Linked DNA regions of Homo sapiens: region 2 is linked to region 1. A link is an interaction called in ENCODE POLR2A ChIA-PET data of the cell type or tissue named here. Cell type or tissue: Caco-2. All regions are shown on one strand. Each heading gives the region's core, and the rest is flanking DNA. Links, peaks and the distances in the headings are about the cores only. Region 1 overlaps PDSS2 (decaprenyl diphosphate synthase subunit 2). Region 2 overlaps PDSS2 (decaprenyl diphosphate synthase subunit 2).

The links. ChIA-PET counts read pairs that join two places held together with the same protein. Peaks named below come from ENCODE experiments on the same cell type or tissue, not always from the same donor. Only the 100,000 strongest peaks of a DNase experiment are listed, where the experiment ranks them.
Region 2: POLR2A ChIA-PET joins it to region 1 with 5 read pairs; 3 of 35 experiments call an interaction of 5 or more read pairs at or near these places.

What each region holds. Positions count from the first base shown.
Region 1 is chr6:107,200,326-107,211,185 of GRCh38, reverse strand. PDSS2 (decaprenyl diphosphate synthase subunit 2) reads left to right here. Exons shown (of 8, transcript NM_020381.4): 6 at 616-747. Among named protein-coding and RNA genes, the nearest start is that of BEND3, 90 kb to the right of the region's middle. In Caco-2, for the core only: no CTCF peak of the experiment used is centred there; no DNase peak of the experiment used is centred there.
Region 2 is chr6:107,327,523-107,338,382 of GRCh38, reverse strand. It overlaps PDSS2 (decaprenyl diphosphate synthase subunit 2), which reads left to right. Exons shown (of 8, transcript NM_020381.4): 2 at 4,051-4,185. Among named protein-coding and RNA genes, the nearest start is that of PDSS2, 130 kb to the left of the region's middle. In Caco-2, for the core only: no CTCF peak of the experiment used is centred there; a DNase peak (open chromatin) is centred at 6,192.

The DNA.
Region 1 (10,860 bases), core at 2,486-6,485:
TTGCATATTTTATTTAATCTTAGATTAGTTTATTAAGCAATTCTATTTATTAAATCTTTATCTAAATCTTTTCCTTTAACTTAAAAAGTAAAATAAAGACCACCACCCACTAGAAAAGGAATGTATTAGGGAATAATTCTGGAGAATTTTACAGGTTATTGTTAATCATCTGAAATTTTTTTTTTTTTTTTTGAGACGGAGTTTTGCTCTCGCCCAGAGGGGAGTGCAGTGGCGCAATCTCGGCTCACTGCAACCTCTGTCTCCCAGGTTCAAGCGATTCTCCTGCTTCAGCCTCCCTAGTAGCTGGAATGTGTGTGCAAACCCCCCCCAATTTTTGTTTTTTTAGTAGAGATGGGGTTTCGCCATTTTGACCAGGCTGGTCTCAAACTCCTGACCTCAGGTGATCCACCCATCCCAGCCTCCCAAACTGCTGAGATTACAGGCGTAAGCCACTGCACCTGGCCTGAAATATTCTTTTGTTTATTAAAGTATATCTAAAAACTGCATTCCTTAAGCTTCATATTTCACTGCATTAACTGGTACTTTCTGAATATAACTAAAACATACTAGTGTATATACATTTCACTAATTTACTCATTTAATTGCTTCTTGTAGATAAATTCTGATGTCCAGCCTTTTATTAAAGAAAAGACCAGTGACTCCATGACTTTTAATCTAAACTCAGCTCCTGTAGTCTTACATCAGGAATTTCTTGGAAGAGATTTGTGGATTAAACAGATCGGAGAGGTAAAATGAAATTACTCCTGTTTTAGGTACCAGTAGTAATTAGTGGATTTTAGAACATAATTGATATTTCTTGGTGATATATGGCTATAGATGAGCCTTAGGCATATTCACGTAACAGGTAAAATCCTTTCTTTGTAATCTTCGTTTTTAAGAGGTAAAAGATTAGTTAAAGTTAGAGATTGCAGTACTGAATTTTTCTATTATCTGAGTTCTTAGAATACTGCAACACAAAACTAGTGCCTGTGGTGAATGCTAATTAACTCAGATGACTTTTTTTTTCTAAAGGCTTTCAAAAATTGGGCTATGGTAATAGCACCACCCTATAACTGACTGCAATTTCCCATCTGTGGACTCTCGCACAAGCTGCAGAATTCCAGGAGCTCCGTCTGTCAGCTCATTGGGTTATTTTAAAACAAACTTGGACCCTGAATACTTGTTCTGAGGCATTATCAAAGCGGGGGGGAAAAAAGCATGGCGAAGTGGGAGGGGTAAAGGGGCTTGAATTGGGTGAATTTCTCATTTTGGCAGATGAGAGGGAACTTTTTTGGTTTTCTTTTAATTCAGAAACTCTAGTGCAAAACTTCTTGCCTTTTTAGCCAAAGCCTCTTGGAATTTATTTAACTTCGTGGCTGTAATTGGTTGGGTTAATCTGAGGCTCTGGACAGAGAAACCAGGCACAGCTGAGGGTGGGGGTAGCCACCATCCTTAAAGGAGAGAGCATGGGTGGGCGCAGTGGCTCATGCCTGTAATCCCAGCACTTTGAGATGCCAAGGCAGGAGGATCACTTGAGCTCTTGAGTTCAAGACCAACAACATAGTGAAACCTCATCTCTACAAAATTAAAGTTTTTGAAATTTAAAAAAAAAAAAAAAAAAAAGCTTAGAGCCTAAGTGAGTATCTGCGTTCTGAAAGATTTCCCTCCTCCCAACCCTTATTGATTCTCAAAATGCTGGCTGCCAACTTAAAATTCCTCATATTCACCAAGTAGAAAACTGGAGGATTTCTTTCTGAAGAAACTGTCAAACTCAGGAGAAAAAGCCTTGCAGATGTGGATATTTGGGGCCTCCTCAGTAAACATGGCATATCCCTGAGCAGTCCTCCTACAGCAAGACCCACCACTTGACAAGCCTCAGAGGATCTAAGTGCCCAGAATATCTGCTGCCTTACTCTGAAGCAGAATAGGAAAAGAGGACCACTGGGCATTTGAGAAAAGCTGCTTCCACGAAACAGCAAGTCAAAAACAAACTGATAAAAAGGGAACTTAGCGGAAATAGAGACAATGCAATCAAAGGCAGATGTTTTTCAAAGCACTATAATCAATATACTTGACAAGGAAGGATATTAAATCCATGGTATAATAATAGATGATCCATTAAAAAGGACAATTCAAGAATAAAAATTAGAATTATAAAATATAAAAATATGATTGCAGAATTTTTTAATCAGAAGAATGGAAGATACAAATGAAAAAATCTCCCAGAAAAGTGGACAAAAAAGATGATTTTTTAAAAAAAGAAAAAAAATAAGAAAACTAAGGACTCTTTCAGGAAACCTTGTATCTATTAAGAGTCACAGGCCAGGCTGGGCACAGTGGCTCACACCTGTAATCCCAACACTTTGGGAGGCCAAGGCAAGTGGATCGCCTGAGGTCAGGAGTTCGAGACCAGCCTGGCCAACATGGTGAAACGCTGTCTCTGCTAAAAATACAAAAATTAGCTGGGCGTGGTGGTGCACACCTATAAGGCAGAGGCTGCAGTGAGCGAGATTGCGCCATTGCACTCTAGCCTGAGCGACAAGAGCTAAACTCCGTCCCCAAAAAAAAAAAAAAAAGTCACAGGCCAGGTGTGGTGGCTCATGTCTGTAATCCCAGTAATCTGAGCACTTGGGAGGCCAAGGGGGTGGATCACTTGAGGTCAGGAACTCAAGACCAGCCTGGCCAACATGGTAAAACCCTGTCTCTACTGAAAATACAAAAAGTAGCTGGGTGTGGTGGTGCACGCCTGTAATCTCAGCTTCTCAGGTGGCTGAGGCACAAGAATCACTTGAACCTGGGAGGTAGAGGTTGCAGTGAGCCAAGATGGAGCCACTGCACTCCAGTCTGAGCGACACAGTGAGACTGTCTTTAAAAAAAAAAAAAAAAAAAAAAAAAAAAAAGGCCAGGCATGGTGGCTTACACCTGTAATCCCAGCACTTTGGGAGGCCGAGGCAGGTGGATCACCAGAGGTCAGGAGTTCGAGACCAGCCTGACCAACATGGTGAAACCCCGTCTCTACTAAATACAAAAAATTAGCCAGGCTTGGTGACTCATGTCTCTAATCCCAGCTACTCGGGAGGCTGAGGCAGGAGAATCCCTTGAACCCAGGATGCAGAGGTTGCATTGAGCCAAGATTGCGCCACCGTACTCCAGCCTGGGCAACAAGAGTGAAACTCTGTTTCATAAAAAAAAAAAAAAAAAAAAAAACAAGTCATAGACAGAGAAAACTAAAAACAGAGGTAAGAAAATTAACACATTTTTAAAAATAAAAATAATGGCTGGACATGGTGGCTCATGCCTGTAATCCCAGCACTTTGAGAAGCCGAGGTGGGCAGATCACTTGAGGTCAGGAGTTTGAGACCAGCCTGGCCAACATGGCGAAACCCCATCTCTATTAAAAATACAAAAGTTAGCCAGGCATGGTGGCCCGGGCCTGTAATCCCAGCTACTCAGGAGGCTGAGGCCCTAGAATCACTTGAACACTGGAGGCAGAGGTTGCAGTGAGCTGATTGCACAACTGCACTCCATCCTGGCCAGCAGAGTGAGACTCTGTCTCACAAAAAAAAAAAAAAAAAAAGACACTTTACTGAGTTTATTTTAATCTTCTAAATTGTAATGTACATTTTTATGTAAAGCTTTATAAGATAACCATCTTGTTCTGTGAATGCCTCCTAGTCAGAAATAGGGAACACAATTTGCATAACACCTAGGAGAGACATTCCACCCTAAATCTCAAGGAGGTTGCTTATTAATCCTGAAATTAGTTCTCTTTCTGATTTTTTCATGTTATTTACCCTCCTGGATATCTTTGAGATCCTTTCCTTCCCTCCCCTAAAGCCCTCTCCTTCAGTTTTGAATTTGATTGCAAGATCCTTAACAATAATAGCAAACTCAGGCCGGGTGTGGTGGCTCATGCCTGTAATCCCAGCACTTTGGGAGGCCGAGGCAGGCGGATCACGAGGTCAGGAAATCGAGACCATCCTGGCTAACATGGTGAAACCCCGTCTCTAGTAAAAATACAAAAAATTAGTCGGGCACAGTGGCGGGCGCCTGTAGTCCCAGCTACTCGGGAGGCTAAGGCAGGAGAATCACTTGAACCCAGGAAGCGGAGGTTGCAGTCAGCTGAGATCGCGCCACTGCACTCGAGCCTGGGCGATAGAACAAGACTCCGTCTAAAAAAAAAAAAAAACAATAATAGCAAATTCATCTTTGAATTACCCATACTACCTGCCACAGTGGCTTACTTGGAGTAATTACCAAATTAATATTTGTCAAAAAGTGAGTGTGGTGTGGTCTTGCAGGTTGAGACTGTTTGGTGGCAGCCCGGTTTTGTTAGAGTTAAGTTGGTATAACAGAAATGGCCCACAGAGGACCAGGATTTGGAAGGTCAGATCAAGATTGTCCAGCCCTTATGAGCTGCATGCAGCCCAGAACAGTTTTGAAAGTGGCCCAACACAAATTCATAAACTTTCTTCAAACATTATGAAGGTTTTTTTGCAATTTTTTTTTTTTAGCTCATCAGCTACCATTAGTGTTCATGTGTTTTATGTGTGGCCCAAGACAATTCTTCTTCCAGTGTGGTCCAGGGAAGCAAAAAGATTGGACACTCCTGGTCTAGATTCTAATTTGGACTCTGCTAGCATCTAAGTAAACTTAATCACATTCTCTCATATCCCCATTATTCTTTTCTGTAAAATGATGGCATTAAACTAGATCTTTTCCAAAGTCCCTTTCAGCTCTAAAATAAATCCAAGAACTAGTTCTCTTAGACAAGAGATGCATTATAAGAAAAATATTTATCTCTATTAGAAACAGGCCGGGCATGGTGGCTCACACCTGTAATCCCAGCACTTTGGGAGGCCGAGGTGGGCGGATCACTTGAGGTCAGCAGTTCCAGACCAGCCTGTCCAACATGGTGAAACCCGGTCTGTACTAAAAATACAAAAATTAGCTGGGCGTGGTGGCGCATGCCTGTAATCCCAGCTACTCGGGAGGCTGAGACAGGAGAATCACTTGAGCCCAGGAGGCAGAGGTTGCAGTGAGCCAAGATCGCACCAGTGCACTCCAGCCTGGGTGACAGACTGAGATTCTGTCCCCCGCAAAAAAAGAAACTTTTACAAGTTTTAACACTGAGAAACAGAAAAATCTTGCTGTCAATGATGGAAGTCACCTGTGATTTCTTATTACCACATTTAAAATTACTTCTTTACTCTGCCCAGGCAGGTTTGTGTCTCATCTACTGTTTTGATTTCCTGCTTGGAAAGACTGAGAATTATTGACTAGACAAGGAAGCCAGGAGGTGACATACTCTCGATACCCGTTCAGCACCATTGTGAAGCTAGGAGCAAGAGCACCCCTGGGATTTTCCTTATCAGGCTGTGCCACCTCTTCTCCAGCAGCTCCTTTCTCCTGAAAAATCTTAGGATTAGGTAGCCCTCTTCCATCACAACTATAGGCCTATGGATGCATGTGCATGTTGACACACACGCACACAACCACACTCTTTCACAAAAGGCAGTTAAGACCGGAAACAGCTGAAAAACATTTGCTGAGCATTTTCTCCATACTAAATTCTACAGATCTCTCCCTGCCTTAATTTTAAATTTAAATTTGTAGCTGCTGAGAAATAATGATCAGGAAAAAATACTGTTAGTGAATGGGTTATTCACCCTGGGGAGGTGAAGTCATTACTCAGTTATCATTTTGATTCCTAATAAAAGAAAGTAGAATCCTTCAGAGCACCACAGAGCTCTGACTCTCTCAGGGAGTCCAGGGGCTATTGCAGGTCAGCAAGCTTTATTTTTAATGATCCTTCTAGTTTTCTGCTGCCACTATAAGTCACCTGAAGAAATAAGAATTATGGTTAGATTTTCTTGGCTATTCCTAATAGTACTGAAATGTCACTTGGGCTTGTGACATTCTGACACTGTCATGAAATACCTTAAGTGTACTACAAATTACCATTGCTAAGCTGTAACTCGCTTGTCCCTAGATAGCTTACTATTGCTCCTTATTCAGAAAGTAAAACAAAGACTGCTAGGCAAGACTGGTGTGCGTGAAAATAACACATGCCTATTCTTAAACAAAAGAGAAAATGCACATGCAGATTCCTCATTAATAACACATGTGATACTCTTCTAGTTCTTTAAGACATTTTTAGTGGTTTCAAAAGGAATAATATTAATATCATCCTCTATCATAGAAGGTATACAATGTAGGCATTTGAAAGAACTATATGCATGACCACAAAGACTATGAAATGGCTCTAGATATCTCCTAAATTAAAATATTTCTTAAGGCTTTCTGTTGCACTTAAGGAAACAAAGTGCTTGACTACAGGAGATACAGAAATAAGTTGCCTAAAGGTTGTCTATGGCCCAGTAGAGAGGAGATAAGATAAATACATAAATATAGAAACATAAGGAATACTGTGATTCATGCCACTTGGGGAGCATAGAGGAAAGACAATTGATGTTCAGTTGGAAAAGTCAAGAAAGAGGTTTATGAAGTCGGTATTAATAATATGTGAGATAGTCCTTAAAGAAGATTGGATAGCAAAGATGAGAATGGGGGCTTCCTAGGCAAAGGAAACCATGAAAAAGTGATACAGGTGCAGGCATGCAATGTTGTCAAATTAAAAAAAAGTGTCTTAATTTGGGTGGAATGTGAAAAACATAGGGTAGTATCAGGGACAGATGAAGAATTGCTCTGAAATAGTAATAACTATATTTAAAAGACTGGTTTATGTAAAAATATGTACATGAATGTTCAGATCAGCAATATTCACAATATCCAAAAGGTAGAAATAGCCCAGTGTCTATCAACTGATAAATGGAGAAGCAAAATGTGGTATATCCATACAATGGAATATTACTCAGCCATGGAAAGGAATGAGGTATTGATACATGCTGCAACATGTATGGGCCTTTAAAACATTATATTATAAGCAGTGCGCGGTGGCTTATGCCTGTAATCCCAGCACTTTGGGAAGCCGAGGGGGGCGGATCACGAGGTCAGGAGATCGAGACCATCCTGGCCAACATGGTGAAACCCCATCTCTACTAAAAATACAGAAATTTGCCGGGTGTGGTAATAGGCACCCGTAGTCCCAGCTACTTGGGAGGCTGAGGCAGGAGAATCACTTGAACCCGGGAGGCGGAGGTTGCAGTGAGCCTCGATCATGCTACTGCACTCCAGCGTGGGGACAGAGTGAGACTCTGTCTCAAAAAAAAAAAAAATTATAATAAGTGAAAGAAGCCAGATGCAAAAGGCCACATATCATATGATTCCATTTATGTGAAACATCCAGAGTAGACAAATCATAGAGACAGAAAAAAGACTGGTGGTTGCCCAGGGTTGGGGAGAGGCGAAGCGGGAGAGACTGTTTAATGGGTACAGGTCTCCTTCTGGGGTAATAAAAATGTTCGGCACTTGTTAGTGGTGATGATTGCATAACATTGTGAATGTACTAAATGCCACTGAATTATACTGTTTTAAATGATTAAAATGATTAATTTTATGTTATGTAAATTTTACCTAAATTTTTAAAAGACTTTGGGATGTTTGCCTATGGCAAACCAACTTGATGAAGAAGTCATGAAGCAGACATTGAAAGTTTTTGAGCCTGATATGATCAAGGTCTGAGCTGCGAGGGAGGTAAATCTGGCTATATTATATACGATGAAAGGAACAAAGAGATACTAAAAGCAAGGAGATCAATTAAGAAGTTTTTGGAAACCCATTGATAAGCACAAGAGAAAAGCCCAATCAGAGTGTTGGCAATGAGAATGGGAAGATAAGGAGGTTAAGCGTAAAACTCATTTCAGAGAAAATATATGGGACTAGAAAACTGATCTGATAGGGAGAGGCTGACAGGTGTGGACTGGGGAGTGGCACTCAGAGGCTAAAACAAGGATTTTGGACTAGGATAACAGAAAAAATTAAGCCATTAATAGAAATAGGAAAGTTAAGTGGAAAGACTGGTTTAACTTAGGTTCTTGACATGGTGAGTTTGAAGTACTCCATCAAGGTTGATGGCCGTTGCCTTGGGAACTTGCTGCTGGAGGAAGCAACTAAATTCTACTATTAGCCTGATTTCCTTAATCATGGCCTTTCTGAGACCTGAGTCGATTTTTTTTCCTGGTCACACTGTGCAATTTAAAATTTCATGTTTCTTCCAGATTCCAAGAGAGCAGCATAGCAAGAAAAACAGGTTACAAAGAAATAACAAGACCTCTGAGCAGAGAGAGATTTGTTATGTAGATAATACAAGTAGTATCTCCTCGCCTTACTCTAGTATATCTAGTATCTCCTTGCCTCTCTCCTTTCTAAAATTGGACACCATAGCCTTCTACATCTGCTGTTGCTTCTTTTTCTCCAGTGAACCAAAGGAACAGAATATGAGAAAATTAATTCCTTAGACATCCACGCTTGCCTCTAAAAGTCGATTAGCTTTCCCAGTTGAAAGAGATGGTAAAATCAGGTACCCAAGCAAAGCAGTCCAGGTGTGAATGGTGTTAACTTCCTTGCACATGCCTTCTGCGCTCTCTTATTCATAGAGAATGACCAAGATAGCAGAGAAAAGGCCTGCCCTGTTCCTTTATATTCTGCTATCTTTCCAGCTCTGTAACTAGAAAGCCGAGCAACACAAGGCCTGCTTCTACCAAACCAATACTCAGTGGGCTGCTCTAACTTCCGGGCTAGCAGATGTAGTAGATTTCTGATTTGTGACCCTTCTTTCTGTTATCCCCATACACTACACACTGTTTTGTTTTGTTTTGTTTTGTTTTGTTTGTTTTTTTTTTGCAGAGATGGCCAGCCTGAACTGTATTTTAAATAGCATTATAGGGCTGGGTGCAGTGGCTCATGCCTGTAATCCCAGCACTTTGGGAGGCCAAGGCGGGAGGATTGCTTGAGGCCAGGAGTTCAAGACCAGCTAGGCAACATAGCAAGATCCCATCTCTACTAAAAACTTTTAAAAGTAGCCAGGTGTGGTGGTGTGTACCTGTAATCCCAGCTATTCAGGAGGCTGAGGCTAGAGAATCTCTTGAGTCCAGGAGGTCAAGGCTACAGTGAACCATGATTGTGCCACTGCACTCTAGCCTGGGCAACAGAGGGAGACCCTGTCAGACAAACAAATAAGTAATTAACTATTATAGTAAATGTCAGTGTTCTTAGGGACAAATGCTGAAGTATCTAGGGGTGAGCATCCTTATGTCTAAAACTTACTCTCAAATAATAAATGGTCATGGAGAGAAAGGGGGAAAACAGAAGTGGTAAGGTGTTAGCAACTGTTGAATCTAAGTGGAGGGAAAATGAGTGTTCATTGTATTCTTTCAACTAAAAAGTTTGCGGGGGAAGGTAGTTTTCCTTGAAGATTTAAAAAGGAAATCTTTAAAAATGGCAGTTATTCTAAAATATAGCCTGTAACATTTGGGAAGAATAACCTGATAAGTAGAGATGATTAGTCTCTAGCAATTTCTGGACTCCCTGCTGTGGAATATTAGTTTTCTGCTTTTAGAAAAAGGTGTCCCCATATCCAGCTTTCAACTCCAGATAACAGTAGTTGGAAATTGGAAACAGTTCATTTATGTCATCCAATCCTTCTTTGTTACCTGACTTATAAAAAAACGTTTGTTTCTTAAAGTAAAAGACCACATTGTACATCCATTACTTACCAACAGGGAATCTGTCTGCCTTTAGTCTACAGAGACTGGTATATAAACCTTTGGAATTAATTCCTTTGTGCATCCTCTCAATCAGAGTGCTGGCTTTTTTTTTTTTTTTTTTTTTTTTGCTTTTGTATGGAATATTGTTTTACAGTGTTCACTATAGCTGTCCGAGGAGGCCTCCAGTGTCATGAGCACAGGCACACTATCTTGTCTATTTTCACATTTTTAAAAGATAAAACAAGGTTCAAACCACACATTCTCTGTGAACTGCTAAAGATTTGGAAAAAATTACTTTCTTTTCTCTTGACCTGGATTGACAAGAAGCACACCTACAGGAGGCAAAAAGATGAGTGAATCCCTTTTAAAGACCCTAGTAATGAAGCCCTCAGGGAATTGCTGTGTATGGTAGAATTTACAGCGGCTTCTGGGGACGAACAGTGTGGCAGGAAGAGGTTCAGGACTGCTGGCTGTTGAAATATAGATTCCATTTATTTTATATCAGCCTATTTTGGGCCCCTGTGAGAAAGTTATTTTAATAATATCTTGCTCTGGCTGGCCGCAGTGACTCATGCCTGTAATCCCAACGCTTTGGGAGGCTGAGGTGGGCGGATCACCTGAGGACAGGAGTTTGAGACTACCTGGCTAACACGACAAAACCCCGTTATACTAAAAATACAAAAATTATCCAGGCATGGTGGTGGGCACCTATAATCCCAGCTACTAGGGAGGCTGAGGTAGGAGAATCGCCTGAACCTGAGAGGTGGAGGTTGCAGTGAGCCGAAATCACGCTATTCCACTCCAGCCTGGGGAACAGAGTGAGACTCCATCTCAATAATAATAATAATAATATCTTGCTCTGCTAGAAATACACATGATAAGTGGCAGGTGTCAGAACAAAAAGGGAAAAGTTGCAGTCCATTCTCCTCGAGACTTATGGAGTTTACATAGTTGTTCTCTTTCAGCCTTTGAAGTAAACCCTGATGCACATAGAAGCACAAATTAAAAAAGACATTAGACATAGGCCAGACCAATGATCCTCAAACAAATCAGAATCACAGGGGTAGGCTATGGAGAATCTGCATTTTTCGCAAGCTACCCAGGTGATTCCAATACATCCAGCCCAGCATTTGTGAGAGCCCAGCATCTGGGAACTTCTGGTCTGGTCTGGTGTTCTACAGATCAAGAAATG
Region 2 (10,860 bases), core at 4,511-8,510, 130 kb before region 1:
CCTTACCATTTTCTAAGCTAGCCTTCCTAGATGTGGTGGTATGTGATTTCACCATTTTCTGGTTATGCCACAGCTTGTCAGTGTCCCTTAAGAGAAGCACTGAGAAAAAATTAGAGTGTTCCAGATGAAATATGACCTGTGCTACATGAAACATATTGTCTCTGTAAGTTTAGAATCCCATGTTTTTTGTTTGTTTGTTTGTTTTTTATTTGCTCTGGAGCAAAATTTCATATTCTCTTTTGGTTGTGAGCTAAATTTTGAGCTGTAGGCATTATCCACTTATTTCAGTACTGTTTTTTTAAGAGTGTTAACGAAGTGAATTTAAAGAAATGGTGTTTTGGAAACAGTTATTTAATTTACTCAAGCTGTTAGTCTATCCTCCAGATTGTTAACCACTGACTTATGTGAAAATTAATGGCCAGAAGATGTGCTTTTCTGAATGCTCTCTTAATTTTTGTCACCCAGTTCATTACAGCTTCTTTTCCTGACCTTTTCAGTAATGCATTCTGAAAGGGGTGTTTTCATGATTATCATTGAGATAATGATAATAATGATTAGGGGGTGGGAAGAATTCCTTAACTTTTGTTATTTGAGGAGGTAGAAAACTAAATAACATAGGAGATTATATATGCTAGTAGAGTGGGGAAGACTTTTTGAGAGTTACAAGGAGAAAGAGAGTAGAAGAAAGAAAATGTTAAGAGTTGAGAAAAAAATAAGATCACAAAAAAGTAACAAGGAAAGAAAATGTAATTTACTGATTACTTGATCACCAACCATGTGCTTCCACAGTGTTATGTACTTTGACCTATGTTGTCTCTTCCATACAATGACTATGAAAAGTAGACATTGTTACCCTCATTTTATACAAGAGGTCATAGCCTTAGAGTCACACTCACAGCTAGTAAATAACAGAAGACTTTTTCAGACCTAGGCTTGTCTGGTTCTAAAGCCAACTGTTCTAATTTGATGTAGCAAATGGTTTTGTACAAAGGAAGCAGATGGAGCATCACTACATAGCATAATGTTTAAAAGTGTATGTAGACTCTAGAGCCTGTTGGCCTGGGATCAAATCCTGGCTCTGTCATGGTTCTGCCACCTACCAGGTATGGTACCTTAGACAAGTTACTTGATTTCTCTCTGTGCCTCATTCCCCATCTGTAAAATCAGGATAATTGTAGTACCCTCCTCTTAGCATTGTGAATTAATTTAGTTAATATATAGTAAAACATGTAGAACAGTTTCTGACATATAGAAAGCAATGTATAAACCACAATATAAGTGTTTGCTGCTGCTATTATTATTATTTGTGTGTGTGTGTGTGTGTGTGTGTGTGTGTGTGTGTGGTATGTGAAAGGTCCTATTTCTGAGAAGTTTGAAGATATTGTTAAAACTGTTGTCAGGGCTGTTAAATCTGTGTGATTTGGTCAGACTTGTCTCAAGGTTCACCTCTTAGAGTTCTTGCTGAATCATATCCTTAATCCCTGACCAGGCCCAGCCCCGAACACACACACACACACACACACACACACACACACACACACACACACACACACACACCACACACCTCTTTTTCTTTTCCTTTTCTAGAATTGAAAGCCAATTCAGACCTTCTCTTTATTATAAAAGAAAGGAAGAATAAAGATTCACTATAGGTAATACATAAATAAGAATCTAGTAGCCTAAGTTAAAAGTTGTAATTCAAAGCAAAAAAAAATTTAAAAAGCTCTTCTTTTAACATTTTTGTGTTCTGTAATAGGATGCCTCTTAACCGCCGTAAAATTCAGGTTCATAGGATTTAAGCAGATTGTTACATGACAGTAAAGAGTTTGGGACATTTCTGATGATTATTTGTTTCTGTTGTGATGTAACTGTATTACTTTAACTTCCTTTTCCTAGGAAATTAGAATTTCTTTTTAAAAATCAGTTTAAACCCTTTTATCTTGATGAAGATTGCCTACTTGGTTAAGGACAGAATATAAGCAGAGAAAGCTATAGCTGTTACTTTGCAGAGAACCTAATGATTTGTCTTATTTTGAAACTAATGAAAGGTAAAAGGGGCCCCTTTTAAAAATTTCTGTTTGGAGACTGGAGGGGCAAAGATTTTCCTTTTTTTTTTTTTTTTTTTCTGAGACGGAATCTCGCTCTGTCACCCAAGCTGGGAGTGCAGTGGCTCGATCTCAATTCACTGCAACCTCTACCTCCTGGATTCAAGCGATTCTCCTGCCTCAGCCCCCTGAGTAGCTGAGATTACAGGTACCTGCCACCACGCCTGGGTAATTTTTGTATTTTTAGTAGAGACGGAGTTTCGCCATGTTGGCCGGGCTGGTCTCGAACCCCTGACCTCAGGTGATGCCCCACCCCCCACCCCCCCCACCCCGGGCATGAGCCACCATACCCAACCAAGATTTTTCTTAAGTAATGGACTAATTCATTATTTTTGGCTATGTTACCTTAATTAACTTAAATTGATTCTTTGTTCAAAAACTCAACAAGGAAGCCTTGATAATTCAGTCAAGTATTATAACACTAATTTTTGTTTTCTTACTGCATTCGAGAGCTATATTTGTATATTATTTATATATGCTGTAATCTATTTGATTAGTGCTCATGAGCATTGTTCTCAATATGACTTTACTGTAATATATTGCCCATAGTTTTCTAATTTTTTAAAACAATGCCATTTAGTTCTTGAATGACAACCATTTGTAATACTTTAAAAAGAAAATGTATTCCTGGGAAGTATTTCTAGCCTCAGGTATAGCAGAAATTATAAAAATTCAGTCCTCATGTCAAAAGATATGCCACATTCTAAGTTAAAGCCTTGTTGTTGCCTAGAATTATAATGTTTGTAAGTAATAAGCAACATTTTTGCTGATGGCATTCACTTTCATTTACTTATCAAATTTCTGCGTCTTTTGAATTTGGTTTAATCCTTTCATTCTCTGAGCTCCTTCTCTACCTGTGAAAACAAATCATTTTTTACTACTGTTTACCACCGTCATCACCAAATAGTATCACTTCATCCAAGCAATGTGATTTATATGTCAGTTTCTTTCAACTGTCACAAACCGGTTTAAAACTATGGGTTCTTCTTGTTACCAGAGCAAATGATTAAGATTGTGAGATAGGGTATAGACAGCGGGGAGACCCAGAAAGAGGAGAGAGCAAATGAGGAAGCCTCAAATGTGAGATTGTCACTTTTTTTTTTTTTTTTTTTTTTTGGAAACAGAGTCTCAATCCGTCTCCCCATCTGGAGTGCAGTGGCGCCATCATGGCTCACTGCAGCCTCAGCACCCCCCCAACCCTGGGCTCAAATCATTCTCCGTCGTCAGCCTCCTGAGTAGCTGAGACTACAGGCACATGCCACCATGCCCAGCTTATTTTTCTATTTTTTGTAAGGACGGGGTTTCACCATCTTGTCTGGGATGGTCTCAAGCTCCTAGGCTCATCTGACCACCTTGGCCCCCCAAAGCACTGGGATTACAGACCTGAGCCACTGCCACCAGCGAGATTGTCGCTTTTAAAACTGGCCATGGGCTGGGCATGGTGGGTCACGCCTGTAATCCCAGCACTTTGGGAGGCTAAGGCAGAAAGATTGCTTGTGTCCAGGAGTTCAAGACCAGTCTGGGCAACATAGCAAGACTCTGACTCTACGTTTTTTTTTTTTTTTTTTAATTAGCTGAGCATCGTGGTGCATACCTAAAGTTCCAGCTACTAGGGAGACTGAGGTGGGAGGATCGCTTAGGACCGGGAGGTTGAGGCTGCAGTGAGTTGAGATTGTGCCACTGCACTCAGCCTGGGTGACAGAGCAAAACCCTGTCTCAAAAACAACAACAACAACAACAACAACAACAACGCAGCCGTAGATTTCTCTAGTTGTTTCCTGAACTCATGGCATCCTCACATTAATTTTCCTCCCTGACCCTGTTTCTTTTCAGTAAGTCTCATTGTCCAGTTTTAGAAGTGTGGGCATCTTTGTAGCAGTTTTCTAAGTTATCTGATGATCTCGTGAGGGTATATTAATCCTCTTCCTTCTTTGCTTGTTGGCAGGGGGCTTGTACATGACAGCTGGAATAGCCTCCAGTTGAGGGGCTTGGTGGTGCTCCTTATCTCTAAAGCAGCTGGGCCCAGCAGCGTGAACACTTCATGTCAGAACTATGACATGGTCAGTGGGATCTACTCATGGTAAGAAGAATTTAGTCTTTTGACATTGCTCTCTACATCGTGTTTTCTTTTACTGGACAGAGGTCAGTGGAAATCACCATTCTTTGTCATTCTCTGATTCAAAGATAGATTAAAATATAAGGTTAAAAATGGATTTTTATTGTTCATAATAAGTGATAGTCTTGGCCAACTCTACACATAACTCTGGTAAATTTCTTCACACATTTGTGTGAAATACTTTCCTTTCTACTTTGGGCATTTAAAATTTTCTGTTCATCACTTCTCCCTCCCCTTATTATGTATTGTTGTGTCTCTGTAGAGACCTCTGTGCCACTTAGTTCAGGATCTATGATTTTTAAATCTACTCAAAATGACACCTTGTTGGCCGGGCACAGTGGCTCACACCTGTAATTCTAGCACTTTAGGAGGCCAAGCCTGGTGGATCACTTGAGACCAAGAGTTTGAGACCAGCCTGGACAACATGGTGAGCCCTCATCTCTACAAAAAATTTAAAAATTAGCTAGTTGTGGTGGTATGTGCCTGTAGTCCCTGTTACTCAGGAGACTAAAGCAGGAGGATTGCTTGAGGCCAGGGAGGTTAAGCCTGCAGTAAGCCCTAATCGTGTCACTGCCCTCCAGCCTGGGTAACAGAGCAAGACTCTATCTCAAAATAAAATAAGATAAAATAATACCTCATTGTATAAAGATTGATGCTACTGTCATTTTAAGAGCTGTAGTCTACTTTTTTACTGGTTATTGGATTAAAAAATTTTTACATCTCATGTATTTAGATTAAAAAACAAATTTGTAAGTATGTATTACTCATTTTTTGCTGCATATAAAATAAACTTAAAATTTTCAGTTTTGTTTAAAAAAATCACTGGATATATTTTTAGTAACAGTATGTCAGCAATAATTTTACTTAATTCTAGCAATATGCTTGGCACTGTATTAAAAGCCTGTATAGATGTAACAATCAACAGGTAGACTTTGGCATATGAAATTAAAACCAGCCTAACAATATGGGTGATAAAGAAATTTTCCTCACAAGAAGAAGCATTTCTAGGAACTTTGACTTATGGCTAATTGACCTTGTTGATTTACTTTAAAAATAAATCTATTTTTTTTAAATTTTATTTCTAGTGGTCTTGTCCATAAATGTTTTCTGTTCCATAATATTTAGGGATTACTGTTGCTTGCCAGCCAGAAATTCAATGATCCTTCCTCATTAGCAAGCAAGCGAAATGATTACTGTTGTGACTACAAATGCCCATTCCTCCAGCCAATATAATTTTTTGTAAACCTTTTACCATTCATCCATACAAATACCCTTCACTATAAGGGATGTCTTGTGATCACCTATTCACTCTGAAATGGTTCATATTTGTTTAGTGCTTTTAGGTTACTAAGCATTTTTATGACAGCTATTCCATTTGGTTCTTATAATAATGCCATAGTAAGAGTTGTTAAGCTTATTTTACTCAAGAAAACAGATTCAAAAATTTTGAGGCTTTTTCTGGTGACACAACTGGTAATGGGGAGAGTTGAAGCTCTAACTGTAGTTCTCATGTTCCCTCCAAACCTCATTGTTGGTTTTTTTTTTCTTGATTACATTCTACCTTTCTAATCTATTTCAAAATATATATGTATTTCAGTTATAGATCAGACTAGCATTAAATTAGTATGTTAAAAAAAGTCATCTTGTAAGCATATCTTTAAAAACTTTTAAATGGAAAACTCTTTGGCACATCTTTAGTACATCTACATCCTTTCCCAAAACCTGCTTGAGTTAGAGCTCAAAAGTTTACCTTACAGGCCAGGTGTGATGGCTGATGCCCATAATCCCAGCACTTTGGGAGGCTGAGGCAGATGGATAATGTGAGTCCAGGAGTTCAAGACCAGCCTGGGCAACATGGAGAAACCCAGTCGCTACAAAAAATATAAAAAATTAGCCAGACATGGTGGCATGTGCCTGTAGTCCCAGCTATTCAGGAGGCTGAGGTGGAAGGATCGCTTGAGCCTTGGAGTCAGAGGTTGCAGTGAGCTAAGATTGCGCCATTGCATTCCAACCTGGGCAACAGAATGAGACCCTGTCTCAAAAAAAAAAAAAAAAGTTTACCTTATAAATTTTGTAGAAAACTCTTGGCTAAGTTTAGTTGAGATAACTAGAGAAAATATATAAAAATTTAGAGTGAGTACTAACTACCTGTTAGTCCCTGGAAAGCAAATGGACCTCACATTGCCTTGTATCCCATATATCTCTGTTTTCGGTTAGGAATTCCATTGATTTTCAGTCTGCTGACTTTGACCCTTTCTTATTAGTCATCTGCTTGTATATTTGGATAACCACACATACAGATAATGAGCACCTACTATTTTTTTTATCTCTAATCCTAAAATAATCCTTGCAAAATACTACTTGATACATAGTAAATATTCAATAAATATTTGTTACATAAGTAAGTTATTCCTATTTTACAGAAGAGATTGCTAATACTCAGGTTGACTTATCTGAAATATTTTAGCTAGAAAGTGATAGAGTTGGGATTGAAATCCCATTTTTATCTCAAAGTGTATACTCTTTCTACTCAGCAGGAGCTATTAATCTGTATGCACATGGTGCACTGTGATGTAACCTTGTGTTTCTAATTCTTGTCTAGCCTCTAGGAAACAATTTCATTGCTTTTGGTCCTTCACATAACATGTTGGCAGATGGTCATTATAATCCAAGCAATTTGACTAAAAGAACTTTGGAAAAGAGTAGGGGTACGTTGTGAACATGAAACCTTTCCAAATAACATAAATGGGCTTTATACTCAAGTGTATAGAATCCACAGTTACATTTAGGGAATAATCCTGGCATGTAAACCCAGGCTATTTTCTATAATCAAACTTCATCTAGTAGGTCATTGGGGGTGTTTGGGTGTTTTACACACTTGTTAATGTGAAAAAGTAATTTGGTATAGTGCTATGAGAAACCATTAATTTGTTTCTCTACCCCTGAAGTCATTTGTTTAGCTCTTGCTTCCTTAATTGTTCAAGTGTAACTTTTGCTGGAGTCTTGTATCTATAATGCTACAGTGAATTATTTAACATTTGAGGGAAGTACTAATTTGGGAGCTTTTTAATTCACCTCCAAACTACTGGGATTTACCTTGTTGGTATTTTTTCTCTCATAAAACTTGACTTTGATATCAGATAACGGGACCTGAGTAAATTACCTGAAGGACCAAATGGGAGTTAGGTGATCTCTTTTGTTTGGCCTAAGGATATAATTGGTGCTGTGGATGTCTAGTGAACTAATCATATAACAGCCAGGAGAGGCAGAATTTAGGCTAAAATGTAATAACTACATTTTGAAAATCGGGCAAGAAAGCCACATTTATAAAAATGTACTGTAAACATTCGCCATAGCCTTTTGCCAACAAGACTGTGAACTTTAGGTTTATTCCACTAACCTTGACTTTTAAAAAATTGGTTGCAAAGCCAGTCAAGTATTACTAAATTTACAGTTATCCCTAGCTACAATCAAGAAAATGTTTACAACTTCCCATTCTATTAGTAATAGCATAGTTTTATTTTGTGTACAAAAGATAGTTTATTACAATATATAATGCATATTAAAAACTATAGATTTTTCTCATGATATGATTATTAAGTTTACAGAAATTCACGTGAATATTTTGGCTGATGGTTCCACTTTCTCGGTTGTTTTATCAAGAACTGACTCAATCTTCTCTTCTAACTAGTAGTTAAAAGCAGACCACAGACTGAACATATTTGCACTCTACTTTCATTTCCTGAAGTTTCCCAGCACCTTAACTGGTAGAAGAGACTGAAGCAAGTATGCCAAACGCACTTTCTTTTCTTCTTGAGTACCCGGCTAGACTACATTTCTCAGCTTCCCATGCAGGTGGCTGGCCATGTGACTGAGATCTAGCCAATAGAGTAGGAGTAGAAGTGATATTTACTATTTCCTGGCCATAAAAATGTTGCATCTGTAATACTCCTTAAGCAGATGATCTGGGAAGTGACCCATTCAAGATGAAAGTTGCCTGTGTCCCTGAATCACTCTTGAAGGAAAGTCACCTGCCCATCAGGAACATCCATACAGACTAGATGTATGAGAAGAAAAATCTATTTGTTAAGCCACTTAAATTTTAGGGTTTATCTGTTGACAGCAGCAAATGTTACCTTTTTCCTTTTTTTTTTTTTTTTTGAGACAGAGTCTCGCTCTATCACCTAGGCTGGAGTGAAGTGATGCAGTCTCGGCTCACTGAAGCCACTGCCTCCCAGTTTCAAGCAATTCTCCTGCCTGAGCTACCCAAGTAGCTGGGATTACAGGCGCCCGCCACTGCACCCTGCTTCTATACCTCACAAAGACGTGGGGTATAGAAGTACCTAGCAGGGCCCAGAACAGTACCAACATTGTAATTAATAGGCACTCAGTACATAACTGTTACATGATTGTATGAATTTATGGAAAAGAGACTAGCTTCATTATGTATGCAGGTATTATGGATTGAATTTTACCCTCCCAAAATTCATGTGTTGAAGTCCTAACCCCTAGTACCTCACAATGTGACCTTATTAGGAGAAAGGATCTTTACAGAGCTAATCAAGTCAAAATGAGGTCATTAGAATAGGCCCTAACTCAATATAACTGGCATCCTTATAAAAAGGGGAAATTTGGACATAGATATGCATATACAGGGAGAATGCCCTGTGAACTGAAGGCAGCCATCTACAGGCCAGCCTCACAGCCCTAGAAACTCATATATGAGAAGCAGGGAATGAAGATGAGGTGGAAAGGAAAGGTTGAAGTCACACTGTGAAGGGCCTGAGGAATTAGGGCGATATCCTGGATAAATTGTGGGGAGTTCAAGAGGCAGCAGAGTGGACTTGGAATCTGGAAGCTGACTGCACCACCTGCTAGCCGCACCTCAGTATGTACTTCACAGAATGGTTTTCAGAATTAAACGAGTGAGTAGAATACTGCATGGCATAGTAAGCATTCTGTAAGTGTTTGCTCTTATTCTTAGCTATTATCAAAAAGGTGTTTAAGCAAAAGGGGTCATGTTACTGTATCTGTGCTATGGAACATAATTAGCTGACGCTTAGAAGGTGACCCTGAGAGGTGAGGTCCAAGATAGAGAGTCAGCCAGGGAATTAGTGAAGTCGTCTAGGCAAAAGCTGAGAGGGAAAGCAGAGACATGGAGAGGGGTTGGAGCTGTTGCCCATAGCAAGCAGTTAAAAATTGGCTGAGCCAGACCTGAACCCACTGGGTCCTTTGATTTCATGCCTTTTTCTTGTTAGCATTTACCAATTTTTCTTCCAGAGCTTAAGTTGTAACTAGGTGTTCAGTGGGACAAAAGGTTCTGGGATCAAATAAGTGTGGGCATGCCAGGTTAAACAGAGTTAGAGAGATTCCTTCATTTGAGAATTCTTAGGAGTTAGGTACGGATTTATGTATCATGACTCTGAGATATTGTTTCCCAGTCATTTGACTACAGAACCCATTGGTCCCTGTCAGTAGTAGTACACCTTGTGGAAAGCGGCAAAAGTTTGGTAAATGTTTCTCTGTATCAGCATGCCTAACTTTGAATCCTAATGAGAACTCTGTGAGGCAGAAATAACAGTTTCAGGCTGGGCACGGTGGCTCACACCTGTAAACCCAGCACTTTGGGAGGCTGAGGTGGGTGGATCATTTGAGGTCAGGAGTTCGAGACCAGCCTGGCCAACGTGGTGAAACCCCATCTCTACTAAAATAAAAAAGAAAAGAAAAGAAAACAGTTTCACCAATGAGAAAACTGAGACTCAGGTGAAGTAACTTTCCGAGGTCCCACATTAAGTAGTCAAGTAGAGGAAGAAATATGTATATTGGTTATAAATTGTCTGGGTTCAAATCCTTGTTTCATCACTTACTAGCTGTGTGACCCCAGACAAGTTAGATAACCTCTCTGTGCCTCATGTCTATTAAGTGGATTAAATAAGTTAATACATCGAGAACCCTTAGAACAGTGCCTCATACATAGAATATGCTTCCAAATGTGGTTTATTATTGCCATTCCAGACCCCAGTCATGCTGCTTCATGGTCTTTATTAGATTTCCCACTCCTTCAGAGTAGGCACTTAGCTTTGTATACCTTTACAACTCACCAATGCCTTGGACATAGTATTCATTTAAATCTCTATCTGGATGACTGGATCTTCTGTATAACATAAGTGTTTTAGACTGACGCAAACATTTGAAACACATGTTTTACAGTGTAAGTCTTACAGAGTAGTTTAACATGGACGATGACTTAAAGGGATGGCAGTTTATTATGTCCTTTGCAACCTGTAGTTCAGGATGTGAGCTATAACCAGATTCTAAAGCATTCTTCATGAAACAATCTTAATTTTTAAGCTAGTTATTATGTGAAGCAATATAATATATTTAAAGAAGGAAAAGAAAAGTGTTGACCGGGCACCATGGCTCATGCCTGTAATCCCAGCACTTTGGGAGGCCGAGGCAGGTGGATCACAAGGTCAGGAGTTCAAGACCAGCCTGGCCAAGGCGGTGAAACCCTGTCTCTACTAAAAATACAAAAAAATTAGCTGGGCATGATGGTGGGCGCCTGTAATCCCTGCTATTCAGGAGACTGAGGCAGAGAATTGCTTGAACCTGGGAGGTGGAGGTTGCAGTGAGCCAGGT